2 separate regions of the Homo sapiens genome follow, and region 2 is linked to region 1. A link is an interaction called in ENCODE POLR2A ChIA-PET data of the cell type or tissue named here. Cell type or tissue: Panc1. All regions are shown on one strand. Each heading gives the region's core, and the rest is flanking DNA. Links, peaks and the distances in the headings are about the cores only.

Evidence for each region. Peaks named below come from ENCODE experiments on the same cell type or tissue, not always from the same donor. Only the 100,000 strongest peaks of a DNase experiment are listed, where the experiment ranks them.
Region 2: POLR2A ChIA-PET joins it to region 1 with 10 read pairs; 5 of 35 experiments call an interaction of 5 or more read pairs at or near these places.

The regions. Positions count from the first base shown.
Region 1 is chr1:12,599,038-12,609,524 of GRCh38, forward strand. The region is part of intron 1 of DHRS3 (dehydrogenase/reductase 3); the gene reads right to left. Among named protein-coding and RNA genes, the nearest start is that of DHRS3, 14 kb to the right of the region's middle. RefSeq lists silencers at 4,001-4,186, 5,367-5,661 and an enhancer at 5,367-5,661. In Panc1, for the core only: a CTCF peak has its summit at 2,389 (motif pointing right); a DNase peak (open chromatin) is centred at 5,474; H3K27ac peaks cover 6,979 bases.
Region 2 is chr1:12,704,334-12,714,820 of GRCh38, forward strand. LOC124903846 (a long non-coding RNA gene) reads right to left here and starts at 3,516. Exons shown (of 2, transcript XR_007065472.1): 1 at 3,042-3,516. RefSeq lists an enhancer at 1-341. In Panc1, for the core only: no CTCF peak of the experiment used is centred there; no DNase peak of the experiment used is centred there; H3K27me3 peaks cover 193 bases.

The sequences.
Region 1 (10,487 bases), core at 1,621-9,620:
GCTAATTAAACGTAATTTATGGACCAGCCTCTAAGGACAAGCCTTAAATTACTTGCAAGCTGTGCCAAGGTAGCTATCCTACAGGCTATTAATTAGGAATCGGTTTAATCTCTGCTAGGACGAAGGTCAACTGCCTTGGAGTTAACCCTTCCGGCTGACTGGTCTCATGCTATCAGGCTGTGGCTCTGGGCCCAGAGGGCCAGGGGATTCAGAGGAAGCGGGACATTCAATGGGAAATGGCCAGGCCAGCACACCCTGCAAAGACCAGGATGCTGGGAGAAAAGCCAGGCCCTTGGCCCATAGGGCCAGTTGAGGCGGGAATTTTCCCAAGCACCAGCCCCACAGAAAGTGATTTTCCGTGGTCCTCAGAGAGCATCACATCCCTCCAACATCAGAGAATTCTGTGGAAAATCAGGCTTCCGTCACCTTCCAGTAATGTGGGCTGGTCGTGCATCCTGTAGAAAGCCTTCAGTGGCTCCCTAGTGCTCTCCCAATCATGTCCAGACTTCACCCCACAACCACCAGGCTCTATGAGGTATGGCCCTGGCCATCTCTCTCCACTCCCTGCTCACACTTTTGTTCTGGCCAGGCCAGGGTCTTTTTCCCAAAGGAAACAAACTCTCTCATCTCCTATTTTCTAGCTCTGCTCTTTCCCTCTGCCTGGGATATTTTCCTTCTGCTGCTTCCATCTCATCCTTAACGCCTCAGCTTAGACCCCAGTCCTAGGCACAGCCAGGTTTCCTTTCCTAGAAGCCAGACTGCCTGGATTCGAATCCCATGGCTACCTGGGCTGTGTGACCTTGGGCAAGTATTTAACGTCTCTGAGCCCTAGTATTTCCATCTTTAAACTGGGAACAGTGACTGTGTCATAGGGTTGCTCTGAGGAGTAAATCAGATTGTCATGTAAATTGTTTAACACGTGGGTAGCACTTTATTAACAACAAAGACTGGTTGGAAGCCCCCGTCTGTGCTTGCAGCTGCCTTCAGCCATGGTCCACCCTACCAAGGCATGTAGGCTCAGAGAGGTCCAGTAACTTGCTCAAGGTCACACGGCAAGTGAATAGAAGAGCCAGCATATGAACTTTGGTGTGGTTGACTCCTGAACTCAAAATCTGAATCTCTATGCTTTACTGGCTCCTTGTGAAAGAAAGAACCGCACATCTGTGTGTGTGTGTGTGTACACGTACACACACACACACACAATCACACAAACATTTCCACTGACTTGAAGGCTCAGGAGATATCCCCAAAGCCAAGGCATGGATCTGCTGGCTGAGGAGGTGTGAGCCCTCGGAGGGCACCATGTGCCCAGTCCACACTGACCTTGTGTCTTGCCATCCCTTAAGGACCCCGTCTCCTCTGCTGTGTGCTCATAGGGAAGTGGCCCGGAGAGGCCAGGTCAGACTCTTAATTCTTTGGCATCTGAGATGTAAGAACACGGGCCGTGCAGCCAAGGGTGGACAGACGCCATGTGGGTGTGTCTGGCAGGACTGCCTGCCTGCATGAAGGTCACGCTGCCCTTTACAGTCACACTGGCCCCAGCTCCCCATGGTGACCTGCTACCAGGCCTGTGAGAGGGGCCACTGCTTGCTGGGCTGTGGGAGCACTAAAAGGAAGACCCCCCTCACCAACCACCTTGGAAGGACCCAATATCATCTCTGTTCTGCTCCCCTGCCCGCAGCTGGAGGGGAGGGAGAGCTGGCCTCTCGCACCTGTGAAGTATCACTAGCAACCATGACCTAGCAAAGGGCTTCCTTTCCTCTCATATCACAGTCTATCTCTCTATCTATCGTCTAGAAAAGTTTCCAAAGTCAGTCTGTTGACAACCTGCTGGACTTTGGTGGCTGAGCATTTTGCCTCTTTGAACTACAATCTCCTTGAAGGCAGAGATTTTAGTTCAACCCTGAAAAGTCCATTCTATCTTTTTTTTCTTGGGGAGATGGGTGGGGGGTTGGGGGGCGCGGTGGTAAGGCATCAGTAAATGACCTGATAAGGTCTGCAGGATTAGCTCTGGAGGGCTGCCTGATACAGGCAGGCCTGGCTCTCCTGGCTGTTTCCACGTGGCATGACTGGAAGATGAGTGTTGTCCTTCCACAAGAAGGTGTACTGGACCCCTTGCTCCTGCTCATTGTATCCCCCCATCTGCCCTGCAGAAGCCGACCTCCCGACTCCCAAACCCTATGGCTTGGCTGGGGCTGGTATACCCCTGGCTCAGAGTCTGGCCATGACCCACAGCTGGCCAAATAGAGCACCATTTCCTTGGTTCAGGCTCACCCAGTCACTGCCAGAGAGACCCAATTCCTGGACCCTTCCAGGACTTCTGGGCAAAGAACACCTGTCTGTCTACTTGAATGGGAGCTGGAAAGGTTACGTTACGAGCAGCAGGGGGCAGGTGTGAGCAGCCCCGTGGCAGAGAGGTCTGCCTCAAAGTGAGGGGAGAGAGAAACTCTCCTGAGTCCTGACAGCACTGAGCCCCTGGAGACATGCCCAAAGTCAGCCCTACCCAGGGACTTCTGGTCCCATGAGTCAATAAACCAATCTGAGGAACACCTCCAGAGCCCCCATCGGGAAAGCTGGAGGTGATGTTGTTTGACCCATATAGACTGCCTGGCTACGGACTCCACTAGGGGCCATCAATGCCATCTCTTCCGTGAAACTATCAACCAAAAGGCAAGACTCATTGGTTACAAGCAGACACCCTGGGTTCCAATCCTGCTGGGTCATTTACTAGCTGTGTGATTCTAAGTTACTGACTCTCAGAGTCCTGTTGGTAAGAAGAAGATGATAACGGTACCCACGCTGGAAGGTTACTTCGAGTAGTAAATGACCTTGTGACGTGTCAGGGCTTAGAACAGTCCCTGGCACACAGTAGGTGCTCAGTAATCACTGGCTCTAACTAGCTACAATGGGTCGGTCATGCATTCATTTAGGCAACAACCATTTATTAAGTATCTACTGTGGGCCAGATACTGTGCCAGTTGCCAGATACTTGGTGAGTGAGAGGGCATGCCCCCTGCCCCTGTGGATATCAACAAGCAGCCACAAAGCGTGGTGAGTTGCTATGGTAACCCCTGACTTTGGCCTCACCGCAGCCCGGTCCTGACCAATTGAGCTACTTGGACGCAGAGATCAAAATGACTAATGCCTTGTGCAGGGGAAGTTGGATGGTTGTGGGGGTTGGGCAGCCAGGACCAGAGAGGAGGCTGTACCCCTGACCAGCCTCAGCCCCTGGGTTGCAGAAAGGCCTATGTTGGACCAGCCCCTGCCTGGGAAGACAGGGGCTGTGCCACGGGTCATCTCAACAGAGGTGAGGCCTCGGGTGGAAGGGAGATGGCCAGACTCCCTGTAGGGAGTGGTTCCCTCCCACAGACTTCTAGAAAGGGTCAAAGTCTCCAATTCCCCCTGAGGGCTTCTGTGGCAGGGGCACAACTCTCTGCTTCCCGGGGGAGTCCCAGAACCAAGGTTGAGTCAGGCCAGTGGGTTTTTTGCCTTTTTTCTCTGATGTCCTGCTGAGCATCTGCTCTAATATGCAGAAGGAGAAGGGCTGGAGCAGGGGGTATCCACCGCCCCCCACCCCCAGGGCCATTGCCCCACCTGGAAGGAGTGGTTGTCTCTTGGAAACGCTCTTGCCATTACCCAGGAGGTGATAGGAGCTTTTTCACTACATTTCCACACCTTCATTTTTCAGATGAGGGAACCAAAGCCCAGAGAGGGTTGCTCGCCCAAGGTCACACAGCAGGTCACTGGGAGGCCCCTCATAATCTACAGCATTAGGCACTGGTTTCCAGCAGCCCTGGCCGGCACCACAAATTGCATGAGTGCTCTGGCCGGAGCCGGCCTCTACCGCCCAAAAGATTTTGGCTGCTGTGACACTGCCTTTGGGCCAGGTCTGGGCTTTGGGGCTGGGGTTGTCAAGGCACACTCTCCCAGGGATGGGTGCTTTGGAGGCAGGGAGGGCCAGGGAGAAGCCTCCTGTGTCCTTTCTGGCAGATGGATTTGGGCTGAGTCCCCCTTGGAGAGGCTGTCTCAGCCCCGCTTGGGCATTCAGAGCTTCTAGCTTGTGGGCACCCCAGAGGTAGAGGAGGTGCCGAGGCTGAGGGCAGGAGGGGTTCCACACATCTGGGGTGGGAGTGTGGGTCCCTCTCCTGAGGGGCAAAAGCCCAAGCGAACTAGAGGGCATTTGGTCCAGAAGCCACAGCACCTTGGAGTAAAGAGCCAAAGGTGGAGGTGTCATTAAAGAGGGGACATCCAGCAAATCCAAGAAGGGTCCATCGAGGAGAGGGAGCGGGCTGAGTCATTTCCTTGAAGCATCATTTTCAAGCCTTATTTTTTTCCTTTCTTTAAAACAATGACTTTCTTTCAAAATGCACACCAAAATCTTAACATGGAATTGTAAGCCACAAAACAGAAGTGACAACACTGATCTGGTCCGCAGGAAGGAGGGGTCCCTCAGAACCCTCCCTGCTCCATCTCCCACGTGGCCCTACCTTCTTGGGGCCTCTAGGGTGCTCCGGAACCCAGTTTGAAAACCTGGACCTTGAACCTCAGCTGGCGCTGAGGTCCGCATGGGGACCGCGGGGCTTGGAGGCTGGTAGAAGTGGTTGGGGGAGGTGGGACGCAGACAGGAGACCGTGTTCCCTAGGAGGCTGTTTCAGTGTGGACAAGATCATCATACGCTTCACTCATCAAAATCCCCGAAAGGCTGCTGAAAAGAGGATTTAAGGCCACATTCCTTGAAGTAGGGATGGCCAATGAGGTAAGAAAGGCTGGGGCCCAGTGGCCTTCACCAGGCTGACCATTGGTGGCCTTAAGCACCAAGCCACACATCTGTACTCTCCACCCTGAGCTTGCCCTGGCTTCAGTGTCACAGGATACCAGGGCGTTCCCTGCCTCTCACACGAGCTCTCGCCCTGAGCCTGCATCTGAGCCTGTAGGACTTGGATGGGTTTTGATTGTATCTAGTCCAAGCCTTCTTAACCCAGAGTCTGGGATAGGCGACAGGGGTACATGACCCCTTAAAAGTACAAAACTTTCAGTTGCACCTTCTTCCTGGGATAGAGTTCATATTTTCTTCAGACCCTTGAAGGGCTCTACAACCAGCAGAAAAATGGAGAGTTCCTGCAACCCCCTCAGTTGCCACCTCCTTCGAGAAGTCTTCTAAGATTTCCCTTAATTTACAGTGATCAAAGCTCTCAGGCCACGCAGAGCTCAGTGACCTCGGGCTTAACTGGAGGGAGCTGTCACTCACTCTCTCCTCTGCAGCTGGGTCTCTGCATGTTAAGATGTCACACTGGTTGTCAAATGAAAGAAATTCAACTGTGCTATTACCCTGCTTGTCAGTTTACTCTTTAAAAGAAACCCTGATAACTGAGGACTATTTTATTCCTTTGGCAAGTCTCCCATTCATTGTATGCAAATACTGCTACTCAGTGCTCTAAATGATGTTTGTGTAAAAGCGGATTTCACTACATCCCTGCCCGCATCCTGTTGACTCATTCACTGCTTATCACCGCTCTCTCCAGAACCCTCTGTGTACTAAGCCCCATTACTTAACAGCTTGTCTCTTGACCTCTCCATGACCCTGAATGAGGCAGGCCAGGCCAGGCTGAGATTATTTGTTGCAGTGGGAAAAGATGGAGTGTTGAAGCTGGGAAACCTGGGTTCAGAATCTGCCCTCAGCGACGTGTCCCAGGACGGCCACTTCACCTGGATCTCAGAAATGCGTGCTGCTGGCCGGGTGCGGTGGCTCACGCCTGTAATCCCCGCACTTTGGGAGGCTGAGGCGGGTGGATCACAAGGTCAAGAGATCGAGACCATCCTGGCCAACATGGTGAAACCCCATCTATATTAAAAATACAAAAATTAGCTGGGGTGGCGCATGCCTGTAATCCCAGCTACTTGGGAGGCTGAGGCAGGAGAATTACTTGAACCTGGGAGGCGGAGGCAGGAGAATCGTTTGAACCCGGGAGGAGGTGGAGGTTGCAATGAACCGAGATCGTGCCACTGCACTCCAGCCTGCGCGACTGGCAAAACTCCATCTCAAAAAAAAAAAAAAAAAAAGGTCAAGGAAGACAATGAATGTGCAAAAGCACTGTGCAGTCATGTAGAGTACCAAGTCACGTGTGTTACCATCGTCACACACATTGTCACAGTCATGTACAGTGCCACAGCCATGTATATTACCATGGTCATGTACAGTATAGGTCTTGTATATTACCACGGTTATGTACAGTATCAATCTTGTATATTACCATGGTCATGTACAGTATCATTCTTGCATATTAATATGGTCTTGTAGAGTATCCATCTTGTATATTACCAAGGTCATATACAGTATCTATCTTGTATATTACCATAGTCATGTACAATACCATGTCCTGTACAGTACCATAGTCATTAATAGCACCCTGTATATTAATAGTGCCATGTATATTCCCATGTATATTAACAGTACCATGTATAGTAATAGTGCCATGTATATTCCTACATTCATGCTTTTACCACAATCATGTACAAAGGGTCTTCAAAAAGTTCAAGGAAAATGCGTATTACGAAAAAACTAGGCATATATTTGAGATTTTTTTTGCCCCAAAATAACTAACTTGTTATAACATGACTAAATGGGATCTAGTTTGAGGCACTAAGAAGGATAAGACATCAGTTTGAAAAGAACTCCTATCAGAGCAACATAAATTCTCCTAAAACTGAAGCAAGAACAAACATCAAATTTACAGTGAAGCTTGCTTAGATGGAAGAACGGTGAAATCACTGATACTTTATGAAAAGTTTATGGGGACAATGCCCTAAAGAAATCAGCAGTTGGCTAGGTGCGGTGCCTCACACCTGTAATCCCAGCACTTTGGGAGGCCGAGGCAGGCGGATCACAAGGTCAAGAGACTGAGATCATCCTGGCCAACATGGTGAAATCCCGTCTCTACTAAAAATACAAAAATTAGCCAGCATGGTGACGTGCGCCTGTAGTCCCAGCTACTTGGGAGGCTGAGGCAGGAGAATTGCTTGAACCCAGGAGGCGGAGGTTGCAGTGAGCTGAGATCATGTCACTGCACTCCAGCCTGGCGACAGAGTGAGACTCTGTCTCAAAAAAAAAAAAAAAAAAATAGAAATCAGCAGTAGTTAATAAATGGATAACTTGTTAAGAAGGGATGAGATGATGTTGAAGATAAAGCCTGAAGTGCCAGACCATCCACATCAAATTAGAAAGAAAAAATTCATCTTGTTTGTGCTCTAACTGAAGAGGACTGACAATTAACAGCAAAAAAAAAAAAAAAAAAGCCAATACCATAGACATCTCCATTGGTTCAGCATACACAATTCTGACTGAAAAATTAAAGTTGAACAAACTTTCCACTTGATGGGCACCAAAACCACTGCATCCAGATCAGGTGCAGATGAGAGCAAAGCTTTCAATGAAAATTTTATTTTATTTTATTTTATTTATTTATTTTTTTGAGACCGAGTTTCACTCTTGTTGTCCAGGCTGGAGTGCAATGACGTGATCTTGGCTCACGGCAACCTCCGCCTCCCGGGTTCAAGCGATTCTCCTGCCTCAGCCTCCCGAGTAGCTGAGATTACAGGCATGTGCCACCATGCCAAGCTAATTTTTTTTTTTTGTATTTTTAGTAGAGATGGGGTTTCTCCATGTTGGTCAGGCTGGTCTTGAACTCCCGACCAGGTGATCCGCCCGCCTCAGCCTCCCAAAGTGCTGGGATTACAGGTGTGAGCCACCGTGCCCAGCTGCTTTCAACAAAAATTTTAAACAAGTGGGATCAAGATCTTGAAGCATTTCTTCAAAGAACTGTAAGAGAGGATGAAGCATTAACCACTACAATCCTGAAGACAAAGCACAATCAAAGCAATGGCTACCAAGAGGTGGACATGGCCCAGTCAAAGCAAAAGCAGACCGACCAAGAGCAAAGGTCATGGCAATAGTTTTTTTGGGATGTTCAAGGCATTTTGCTTGTTAAGTTTCTGGAGGGACAAGAACAATAATATCTGCTTATAATGAGAGTGTTTTGAGAAAGTTAGCCAAAACTTTAACAGAAAAACACCCAGGAAAGCCTCACCAGATGGTCCTGCTCCACTAAGACAAGGTTCGCATTCATTCCTCTCATCAAACAAGGACAATTTTGTGAGGGTTTTGATGGGAAATCATTAGGCATCCACTTTACAGTCCTGATTTGGCTGTTTCTAACTTCCTTTTGTTTCTTAATCTTAAAAAATCTTTAAAGGGTGATACAGTTAAGCATTGTGTCCCCACCCAAATCTCATCTTGAATTATAATCCCCATAATCCCCATCTGCCAAGGGAGAGATGAGGTGGCCGTAATTGGATCATGGGAGTAGTTTCCTCTATGCTGTTCTCATGATAGTGAGGGAGCTCTCACGTGATCTGATGGTTTTATAAGTGTTCGGTAGTTCCTTCTAAGTTCATTCTCCTTCCTGCTGCCTTGTGAAGAAGGTGCCTTGCTTCCCCTTCTCCTTCTGCCATGATGGTAAGTTTCCTGAGGCCTCCTCAGCCATGTGTAACTGTGAGTCAATTAAACTTCTTTCCTTTATAAATTACTCAGTCTCTAATATTTCTCTATAGCAATGTGAGAAAGGACTAAGACAAAGGGCATCCATTTCTCTTCAGCTAATGATGTAAAAAAAAAGACTGTATTGACATGGCTGAACTCTCAGGACCCTCAGTTATTTAGGGATGGACTAGATGGCTGGTATCATCGCTTACAAAAGTGTCTTGTAACTTGATGAAGTTTATGTTGAGAAATAAAATATATATATTTGTGTATATGTGTGTGTGTGTATGTGTGTGTGTGTGTATATATGGAGAGAGGGAGAAAGACGCAGTCTTGCTCTGTTGCCCAGGCTGAAGTGCAGTGGTGCGATCTCCACTCACTGCAAACTCCACCTCCCAGGTTCAAGTGATTCTCCTGCCTCAGTCTCCCGAGTAGCTGGGATCCCAGGCATGCACCACCATGCCAGATAATTTTTGTATTTTTAGTAGAGATGGGGTCTCATCCCGTTGGACAGGCTGGTCTCGAACTCCTGACGTCAAGTGATCTGCCCGCCTCGGCCTCCCACAGTGCTGGGAATACAGGAGTGAGCCACTGTGCCTGGCCTATATTTTTTATTTTCATCCTTTAATTCCATTTTCCACCACCTTTTTGAAGTCCCCTTGTATATTACCACAGTCACGTATATTACCAATCGTGTATGGTACCACAGACATGTAGAGTACCACGGTCATGAATATTACTAGGAACGCAAGGAAGCCATCAGCATCCAGTTCAGAAGCCACAGGAATCTAAGCCTGAGTGAAGGATGTGAGTCTGTGCCCACCCTGCACCCTCTTGCCTCCTCCCTGCTCCCCAGCACCCTGGAAAGCCTGGACAAAGGAATGACATCACTGCTGGAGGATCCTGCTGAAGTCATGCTGAGAAGGGCTGCCTTCTTTTAATTTTCAAGTGTTGGTTGATCGATGCTGGTGTCCTCTTTTCCTCCTGCCCCCTGCCCCTGCCCCTGCCTGTGTCATTGCCCTCACTGACTTCATGACAATGACTCACAGAATCAAAGGGTAGAAGGGACCTAGGAGGTTGTCCAGAACCTAACCTCCCCCAGTGCAGAAATCTCGACACCATGTTTGCTTAAAGAGCAACCTGTTCCAAAGGGCAGGAAGGTGTTCCTCTTGCAGGGCCCAGGTCTGCATTTTCGAGCCCTCCCCACGGGCCTAGCATGGGCCTCCAGAACCATCTAGAACAGGTCCCATGCCTCTGTGGTACTGGAATGCAGCTGATACCCTCTCTTGCCTCTTAAGCAGTCAACTATACTCCCATGGATTTGCCACCCAACCTAAGTCATGGCTTCTAGCCCTTGTCACCCAGCCTGCTCCCTGGATACCTTCCAGTTGGTCAAGGGCCCTGTCAAAGTGCTGGCCCACATGGACACAATACCCCAGAAGTCGTTTGACAAAGTAGGACTGAAAAGCATCTCCTTCATTCTAAGCACCAGCACAATTATCTGATTTTATTCAGAGGGGTTAAGCACTACTGCCATTAGAAGCCTGCTTGTTGGTGCCAACTCATCCTTCCACAGTGTTAGGAGATTTTTCAGTCTGGGGATGGTGGTCACTCCAAGAACACTAAGTGTCACAAGGAGAGAACCTTGTTTATGAGGTTCCCTGCCGCATCTCCAAGGCCTAGTTTGCTGAATCAATGAACAGAGCCAACATAGTCACGATTCCTCAGAGCCGTGTCACCCTGAAGCTGGTTGTCACTTCCTCACCTAAGTTACCAGCAAGAAAGATCAGGATCTGGCTGGGAGCAGGGCTGCCCAGCAGAGCCCTGAGGGCTGGGTGCCAGCTGCCTCCCACCCCCTCCAACAGTGGCACCCCGGACTGCCTAGATTCTCCATTACCCTCAGCCCAGACACTTCCATCTTGACAGTAAAAGATATCAGAGGAGGCCCTCA
Region 2 (10,487 bases), core at 1,021-9,020, 100 kb after region 1:
GATTGCTTTACGAGGAAGTTAAGTTTAAAAATAGAAGGTAAAAAATTGAACATACTGACATATTGATTCATTGAAGAGAAATTTAGAACTCATATCTAATAATTCCTTCTTTTTGCATTTTCCTTACAGTTCTTTCTCTTCAAACTTTTTTAACATGTCTTGGCTTAGTTGTTCTGCTTGATTTTCCAAAAGAAGAAGCTTCTCTGGATAAGGTGGAGAATAGTTAAGGGAGGTTTTAGTAAGTGCCATATCTATGAGCCTCTGCACCAATCCACAGATGCATGGTATGACACACCACTCGACAAGAATTAATACAACCATTATGGCTGTGAGGTAAGTAAGAATTGAGGCTGTTATTCCTTTCCATTTACTGAGCCACTTTTCTAGCCATCATGTAAAGGGGTCTTTTACCCCTGAGTTGTTGGCTAACTCATTGGACAGAGCAGTCAGACCTTGGAATGCCTTTGTTATACTTCCATCAGGGGCCGTGTTGTTTGGGATGAAGGTACAACATTGAGTTTTAATCATGATGCAAACTCCTCCGCTTTCTGCTAATATCACGTCTAGGGCTATCCTATTTTCCAAAGCCATCTGGCTAGTGGCCCCTAATTGCTCAGCTATTCCTTTAACAGCATCTCTAGTGTAGCTAATAAATCGCTGTTAGTTGTAGTAGGTGTAGTTTATCCAATCTACATTGTTATTAATTGCCACCCATCGAAATATTGACTCAAATCCTGCAGCTATTTGATTTTGGGCTTTAAATTGATCTGGTATTCCCCGTGGGACTCCAATTGCATCTAAATAGATGTGAGAGTCAAAATACTCATAAGTGGTTTCTCTTGCTTTACAGTGTCTTATTTTTCCTTCCTCTGGCTGGTGAAATGCCAGGGTGAAAGGATAGCTGTAGGGAGACCCCCTGAAACTATTGCTATGGAATAAAAGATGAAATGCTCCTGATTATTGTAAATACAAAATTGCATTCAGGATTGTGTAAAGACAATGCCAGGTTGGACTGCCAGAATGAGCCAACAGCACGTGATGTGCTTCCCCCTGAAGAGAGCCTATGAATGGACGTGCAGTCAGGGAGGTTTCACATCACCAAGATTCCTATCCCAGAAAAGCAGATGTTCATAGCTCTGGGAATGGAATGTGACCCTTGTGGAGAGCCTATAAATGGATGCATGAGGGGTGCCTGTCCATATGGATAAGATAGGGCTATAAATGCCCTCATCTTGCCATGGCTCTTCTAGGCCTCTTTAGGGTTATGGCATACTCCTTTCTGAGAATTTCTGGTCTAACCAGTTGTCTAGCTTCACGTCCTGTTTCTATGAATTGTTTGTAACCAGCTTTTGCTGCTACTGTTACTGCTGATTAATATCTTGCTAATCATAGGTTATGGAAAGACTGTTTCTGTTTTAAGGCTATGTTAGAAATTACTGATGCACACACTATATTGTAAATTCTTACCTTGTATACTGTACTTCTGCATACAGATATTATGTTGAAGAATTACTTCATCCCCATGTGACTATCTCACCTCATAATCAAATGACCCTAAGTCCCTCACTAACCTACCCCCACCCTCACTAAACTTGATAATAAATGCTGGTATATCCAGTGCATTGTTGGCACCGCAGGACCAGAAGGTGGTGACCCCTTGGACCCAGCTTTCGCTATGTTGTGTGTCTATTATTTCTTGAACTGCTGACCTGCCTGGGAACAAAGAAAGAGCCCCATTGCATTGCGGGCTGCTGGCCAGATCCTGCAATAGATAGCCAATTGGACTAAAGCACAAGTGCCACTCCAGTTACTCAGCACAGTGTCCAGTAAAGGTCCACCACAATACCACCACACATCCACTTGGGGATGAACAAGGGCTGACTGATTGGTAAGCTCTTGAAAATTCTTAAGCTCACTGCAACCCTTCAGGTCTCCAAGGAACGCTAAATTTCCTCCCTGTCATGAGATACACGAAGTGAATTTAGTGTTGGGAGATGGAAGCTAGATTGCCCTTGGGGGCTGACCCACAGGGTGTTGAACTTCAGGATATAGCAGAGAGAGAGAGAGCTTGGCACAACTTGTTACCCCAGGCTGTAGTATCCTGGAAAAGAGCTACCATTCAGCCCAAGCCCAGTCGACTGGAGGACCATCCTAGTGGACAGGGGACAATCTGGCCCTCTGGCCTGCCATGCACACAAGGATAACAGTTGCTTTTGTTTAACGTGCAGATGGAATATTTGATCCCTTCCAACCAGGCATTTGCATCTTGGTCCTGTCTCAATTGCCAAAGTTTGTTTTAAGTCTTTAATTTCTATGATAGCTACCTTGGTTTTGTTGTGAGATGGAGGAGGAGCACTTGTTCCATTGTGAGAGGTTTTGGAAGAAGGTTTAGAGGAAGGTGCAGGCAGTGGGGGATCAAAAAAATGCATTTCAAAGAATCCAGTATGCTCTGTCCCTGAAACCTCTGCCCCTATACCATAAAACCAGCTTAAAGAAGGGAACAGGCTTAGAAAAGGGGAAAAGCTTTGAGGGTTTGACATAACCTCTATGGGATTGCACTGGTTTAGCTGACAGTTAGGGGGGGCGTCCCTTTAGTAAAATGAATGTATGGTTTTAGGAAATTACAAAAACCCATAGGGGCAGTCCATCCTTGCTCTTTAGTGGTCCACAGAACGTTGGACCAACTACAGCATAAAAGCTCCACATTGGGGGCAAGATTCCTGGTTGACACTGGGGTCTTTATCAAATTCTCCCCGGATTAAATGGTCCCAATTCACTAATACCCAGTCTGAGGAGAGCCAGGAGGGACAGAGGTACTTTTCTGAAGTAGAGAGCTGTCTTTGACTTGGCAAGTCCCCACAGGGTATAACAAGGCAAGCATTGAATGCAGTAGTTTGAGGCAAAGTTGACTTGGTTATGTTAATAACTAGATGGTCAGCAATAGAGAGAAGGAAGAAGAAAGAGTAATAGAATAGATGAAAGAGAGTTAAATTCTTCTTAGCTTTAGTTTGGTAGGGTTTTCCCCTGGGACTATGGCCCACCAGTCTGGAGGGGGTGGCACTTTCTTGACTTGGGTGTGATAAGTCCATCCTCTCTCTGCCGTGTGGACTATGGTTTCAGTAGTTAGGAGCACTAAGTAGGGACCTTCCCAGGCTGGCTCGAGCTTCTCCTCTTTCCAGCTTTTGATGAGGATGTGATCCCCAGGCTGATGTTGATGCACTGGGAACTCCAAGGGTGGCGCCTGTGCCAATAGACCTTTAGTTTTAAGAGAAGAGAAAGTAGAAGATAGACCAAGTATATAATTTTTGAGAAATTGATCTTTTGTTTCAAAGGTAGGAATATCAGCAGTAGAGTTCAAATAAGGCAATCCGTAGAGCATCTCATAAGGAGAAAGACCAATATCTTTCAGTGGTGCAGTTCGAATTCTCAGCAGGGTGATAGGAAGACACTTGGTCCATGGCAATTGAGTCTCTAAGACTAATTTGGTTAAGTGGTCCTTTAAAGTCTGATTCATTCTTGGCCTGGTGCTGTGGCTTATGCCTGCAATCCCAGCACTTTGGGAGGCTGAGGTGGGTGGATCACGAGGTCAAGAGATCGAGATCACCCTGGCTAACATGGTGAAACCTGTCTCTACTAAAAATACAAAAAATTAGCGAGGCATGGTGGTGGGCGCCTGTAGTCCCAGCTACTTGGGAGGCTGAGGCAGGAGAATGGCAAGAACCCAGGAGGCAGAGCTTGGAGTGACCTGAGAATGTGCCACTACACTCCAGCCTGGGCTACAGAGCAACACTCCATCTCAAAAAAAAAAAAAAGTCTGATTCATTCTTTATACTCTCCCTGATGAGGGTGGGTGCCAGGGAGTATGGTATTCCCATCTAATGTCTAATGTTTGGGATAGCCTTTTAATAATGTGTGTGGTGAAATGAGTTCCAGTGTCTGAGTCAATATTTTATATTAGTGCAAACCTGGATACTATATTTTCAATTAGGGCCTTAACTACATTATTGGCTGTCACATTTGAAAAGGGGATAGCTTCGACTCAATGAGTGAGGTGGTCTATTATTGCTAGTAAATATTTTAGATAACCTATTGGAGGCATTTCTGTGTAATCAACTTGGATACTTTGGAATGGCCTTAGGCCTGGATTCCTTCCCCTGAGAGGTAATCTTTTTATAGTTTGTTTATTAGTTTTCTTACATACTAAGCAACTATCTGTAACCTGTTTGGCCAGGGTGTAAATTCCTATATAACCATAAACTCTGATAACTTCATCACACAAGGCCTGGGGCCCCCAATGGGTCCCTTGATGTAGTTGGGATAAGATTTCCCTCATAAGGGATTTAGACAGCGTTTCTCTCTGGTCTGGCAATACCCATTTTCCTACTGAATTCTCTTTAGTGCCTATTTTTATTAGTTTTTCTTTTTCAGTGGAAGAGAAAATGGGGATTACGGTAGGAGGAGGGAGGTAGGGAGTTAAATGAAAAATACGTGTTTCAGAAGACACAGTAGCATGTTTGGCTACCTCATCTGCTAGGTTATTTCCTTGACTTTCAAAAGAAAGTCTTTTCTGATGTCTGGGAACGTGGACAATAGCTATTTCTTCCAGCAACTGAAGATTGTTGAATACTTGGCTATTAGCTCCTTGTGAACAAGGTCTTGACCTTTACTATTAATGAGACCTCATTCAGTCCAAATTTTCCCAAACATATGGGCCACTCCAAAGGCATACCTGGAATCTGTATAGATGGTTCCTTCCTGGTTATGCAAGTACTCTAAGGCTTGGCTGAGTGCAAACAGCTCACACGTTTGAGCAGACCAACAGTTGGGCAATTTTCCTGACTATTTCTGCAAGAATTTCTCCATCAATCACTGAATACCCATTGTGTCTTTTTCTCTCAATCACTCAGGAGGAACTATTTATCAATAAGTGCTGTCCAGTCTGGAAGGGAGTTTCTCCTAAGTCTGGTTGAACCTTTGTGTGGTAATCAATTAAATCTAGACATGTGTGTTCCCTCCTTAAATTTGGATTCTCTGTTAGGAAACCTGCTGGGATGAGTCAATTATCAGTGGTTAATGTGAAATCATTCTTTTCTAACAGAATGGCCTCATACTTTAAGATTCTTGAGTCAGTAAGCCATCTCCCTGCTCTCTTGTTTAAGATAGTTCTAAGTTGGTGAGGCATGTTTACTGTCAGTTTTCCTCCAAAGGTTAACTTTCTACATTCCTCAACTAATATTGCTGTAGCCGTGATGGACTGGATGCATTGAGGCCATCCACAAGTGACTGGGTCTAAGACCTTTGATAGGAAGGCCATGGGCTGCCGGCGGCCTCCATGTTCTTGAGACAGCACTCCTAAAGCTACCCCACTGTCCACATTAACAAAAAGGTGGAATGGATTTTCTAGGGAGGGTAAGGCTAAAACGGGCAGTTATGAGCTTTTCTTTCAGCTCCTCAACTTGATCAACTTCCTCAGAATTCCACAGGAGACGGTTAGCCTTCTCCTGGGCAAGTTTTTGATATAACAATTTACTGTGCAGTGCATATGAGTCAGTCCATAAGTGGCAGTATCTGACTAATCCTAAAAATTTCCTGAGTTCTTGTTTAGTTTGAGGCAAGGGTAAGGACACGATTCCCTTGATTCATTCAGGCCCTATTCTTTGCTTGCCTGCACTTATTAAGTGGCCTAAATATTTAACTTCAGGCTCTACATACTGAAGCTTTCTTTTTGAGACTCATAGCCCCTCAAACTGCAGATGGTTAAGAATATGTGTAGAGAAGTCAGTCTTATATTTTCACCAGATATAAGAAGATCGTCCACGTACTGGAGAAGGCATATTTGTTCTGGGATGAAAATTTTTTCTAATACTTGTTCTAAAATTTGGCTGAAAAGATTAGGGGAGTCTGTGAACCCTCTGGGTAAGACTGTCCATCAATATTGTTGTTTCCACCCTGAGTGGGGATCCTCCCACTCAAAAGCAAATATAACTTGGTTGTCTTCAGCCAGGGGACATGCCTAAAAAGCATCCTTCAAATCTATTACAGTAAACCATTGATGATTATATGGAATCTTGCTGAGAATAGTGTAAGGATTGGGGACAACAGGGTAGGTAGTCTGGACTATTTTGTTAATAGCTCTAAGGTCCTTTACTAGTTGGTATGACCTGTCTGATTTCTTGACTGGCAGTATTGGGGTGTTATAAGGGGACATACAGGGCTCAAGAAGCCCATCTTTAATAAGACCTTGAATTATAGGCTTCAACCCTATCCTACCTTCCAAGGGAATAGTGTATTGCTTCCTTCTTACTACTTCTCCGGGGGTTTAACTTGATGTGGATTGGAGGGACTCAGAGTTTCCCTTGGTTCCCGTCTTTGGACCACACATTAGGATTAATATATTTTTCATTTGCAGTGGTGAGTAGGTTTAATGAGGTGAGGAATCCTCTTGGACTGACTTGTAGACCTATGCTCAACTTTAACATTAAATCCCTTCCCAATAATTTAGTTCCTGCTTCAGGGATTAATAAGAACTGAATATGAGCTGAGTGATCCTGGTATCTAACTTCTAAAATTTTTGCTCTAAATCCTTCCCCGTTTACCCCAGAGACTTAAAGTTCCTCTGAGGAGGAGACATTAGATGGGGGGAAACAAACAGAGGAGCGAGTGGCCCCTGAATCGACTAAAAAGGTGATAAGCTCATGTTTGGGTCCCACCTCTAAATTTATCAAGGGCTCCTGGTGGGACTCAAGAAAAAAGAGACAGAGCCCCTAACTCCCCTATTCTTCCTCAAAAGTCATGAGTGGAAGGGCTTCTTTTTCCTTTCTTAATTCAGGACATCCTCTCTTGAAGGCCTGTTCTTCCACATCTATAGCACCTATCTTTCCCTTCCTCCCTCTTAGTTCTGGGATTCTTTAACCCTGCTCCCACAAACTCTTTAGGGGGCCTGGCAGATGAGGGCTTTGGTCCTCCAGATGGAGACTGGGGTCTTTTAAAGGAGGGTTTGGACCCTTTATAGTTTTTGGCTCCCTGGAAACTCTGTCTAGAAGTACCTGGATTTGGAGCCATCTGTTGGAAGGTGGATAACATAAGTTTTGTCTTTTGTTTCTGTTTTTCTTTGTCCCTTCTCACATATAATTTCTGAGCTTCCCTAAGCTCACTTAGGGGACAGTCTTCCCAATTGTCTATTTTTTTAGCTTTTTTTGAAATGTCTGGCCAACTTTTAGTGACAAATTTGAGTTTCAACATTCCTTGCCTAAGGGGATCATCCAAATTGAGGCATGCATATTGCCTCATTTGCTCTCTTAATCTGTCCAGGAATCTCAGAGGCCCTTCATCCTTTTCCTGTTGTATATCAAGTGTTTTAGAAAGATTTTGGCTTTGGGGTACTGATTCCTGAATTCCTTTTATTATTATCTCCCTTAGGTCCTGCATATTTTCCTGGTGATCTGCGTTGTTATTGTCCCACTGGGGGTCTCGGGTGGGGAATTTCTGGCCTGCAGTAGGAATGTTTTCACCAGGAGGGTGCTCACATTCCCAAACTACCATAGCAGTCCTACGAATCATACTCCTTTCTTCCCCTGAAAAGAGGGTGCCCAAGATGAACATTAACTTGGCCCAAGTGTATAACTGAGGTCCTAAGAATTGGTCAATTTGGTCTGTCACTCTGTAAGGGTCATCTAGTAGTGGTTTAAGCTCCTTTTTAAAATTCTGGACTTCTGAACTGGTTAAGGGAACATTTTCAAAGCCAATGGCCCCCTACTCCTTGTGGTACCTCTTTCAAATGGAAGAGAATTGGGACTGACCCCTTAGGTATGGAGGGAATTGGGAAATTCTGAATATCTTTTTTTACATTGTTCTACCTCATGCTGGATTCCTTTTAGAGAGGGGTAAAAGTATTTAGGTTGGGAGGGAACAGGCTGGTGGGATGGTAATTCCCAAGAGTCAGTAAGGAGGAGGGGTAACGTGAGTAGAGGAAGGATTTGGAATGGGATATGAGGCAGCAGTAGCTGCCTGAGGGGAAGGATTGGGGATACTGAGCAGGGGAAATAGTCTAGGGGATTCCATGCACTGGAATTTTTAGGCATGAGAGCTGGCTCCTCTGACTTTTCATTTTGAGTGCCAGATTGGGTTTTTAAGGGAAAAAGGAGGGCAGGCCCTTCCCTCCAGCAAAGAGCATAGCCTAGTTCTTCTTGAGACACTGAATTTTATAATTAACATATTGGATTAGAAGCTGACACATTACATCCTCATTTGACCCAAACTTTGGCCAGAAGATTGAGGGTTTGAGGATGGGTCCCTGAGTCCAAATAAAACATCAATATTTTATCGTTTTTTTGCTTTTTCTTATGTTTAGTCCTTTCATTATCCTTCCAGTATTTTAGCATGAGACCTAGGGGGCTCTCTGGGGGGATATCTTTGCTACTATCTTTATCCTTCTTGCTCCCTATCTTGCTTGGGGTATTTCCCATATTGATGGTTTTGGGGTAAGGTTCAACTTCCCTTACTGGAAATTTCTTGTCTTTTGGGGTGAGGCTCAATTTCCCTTATTGGAAATTTCTTGCCTTTTCTACTACTGGAGGTTTTTGTGAAGTTCAATCCCCCCTAATGGAGATGTCTCATCTCTTTTTAACCTCTAAGCCACCCCAACAAAGGAGTACTTCACCGCCCCCCCGCGACATTCTTACCTTGGTCCCAACCAACAAGGAAATACTTTACCAGCTCCTGCAGTGTCTTTTCCTCGGTCCATGTGCAGACTTTAGTGGCCATTATGGAGGATCCTTTACCCCAGGTTGCTGGCCAGTTTCTTTCCACATTGCTGAGAGCTCGGGTTATTTCTCACATGGGGTGGGTCCTGATTTTTCACCCCTGAGGCCCTCACAAGGGGGCAGGGTGCGCCTCCTCCTGAGACAGAAGCAGAGACCGCTCCTGGAGGGAAATGTAATCCTGGACGTATAAATTGAGAAGCTTAACAGAAGATACAAGGTCCAAATAAAAGAAGGAGAAAAATAAGTATTAAAGGACTAAGAATTGGGAGGACCCAGGACATCCAATTAGAGAGTGCCCAAGAGGGTTGAGCATAATTACTTGCTTGGTTGGTGAGTTTTTGGGAAAAGACCATTAGTCCGTTTTACCTTTCCTGACCATATCCAGGCCATCACCAATCATTCTATATGACAAATGCTCCCTTTAACAACCCCACAATATTGCCCTTTACCACAAAATCTTCTGTCAGCTTAATCTCTCCCACTCTAAGTTCCCATGCTGCCCCTAATCCCCCTCGAAGCAGCCCTGAGAAACATCACCCATTATCTCTCCATAGTACCCCGAAAATTTTTCACTGCCCCAACACTTCAACACTATTTTGTTTTATTTTTCTTATTAATATAAGAAGACAGGAATGTCAGGCCTCTGAGCCCAAACCTGCATGTATACATCCAGATGGCCTGAAGCAAGTGAAGAATCACAAAAGAAGTGAAAATGGCTGCTTCCTGCCTTAACTGATGACATTCCACCATTGTGATTTGTTCCTGCCCCACCTTAACTGAGCCATTAACCTTGTGAAACCTTCTCCTGGCTCAGAACCTCCCCCACTGAGCACCTTGTGACCCCCGCCCCTGCCCGTAAGAGAAAAACCCCCTTTGACTGTAATTTTCCACTACTCACCCAAATCCTATAAAACAACTCCACCCCATCTCTCTTCGCTGACTCTCTTTTCGGACTCAGACTGCCTGCACCCAGGTGAAATAAACAGCCTTGTTGCTCACACAAAGTCTGTTTGGTGGTCTCTTTACACAGACACGCGTGACACCCAGCACTTTGGGAGGCCAAAGCGGGTGGATCACCTGAGGTCAGGAGTTCGTGACCAGCTTGGCCAACATGGTGAAAACCCATCTCTACTAAAATAACAAAATAAAAAATAACTAAAAATACAAAAAAAATTAGCTGGCATGGTGTCACACACCTGTAGTCCTAGCTATTCGGGAGGCTGAGGCAGGAGAATTGCTTGAACCCGGGAGGCGGAGGTCGCAATGAGCTGAGATTGTGCCATTGCACTCCAGGTTGGGTGACAGAGAGAGACTCAGTCTCTCTCTCTCACACACACACACAAATAAATCAATAAAAATAAAAATTAGATGGGCATGCATGGTGGTGCACACCTGTAGTCCCAGCTACTCCAGAGGCCGAGGTGGGAAGATTACTTGAGCCTGGGAGATGGAGGCTGCAGTGAGCCAAGATTGCACCACTGCACTCCAGCCTGGGTGACAGCATGAGACCCCATCTCAGAAAAAAAAAAAAAGAAAGAAAGAAAGAATGCTTCAGGCTGGCTTCCTGACATCTAATTAAGTCTTCCCACGTGCCAGACTCATACTAGTGCTTGACACAGGCTGGTGTTCTTGAGGCAGCCAACAGTCCTATGGAGTGGGGAGTACTATTATTATCCCCATTTGACAAACTTGGAAACTGAGGCTGATTGCACATAACGTGCTCAT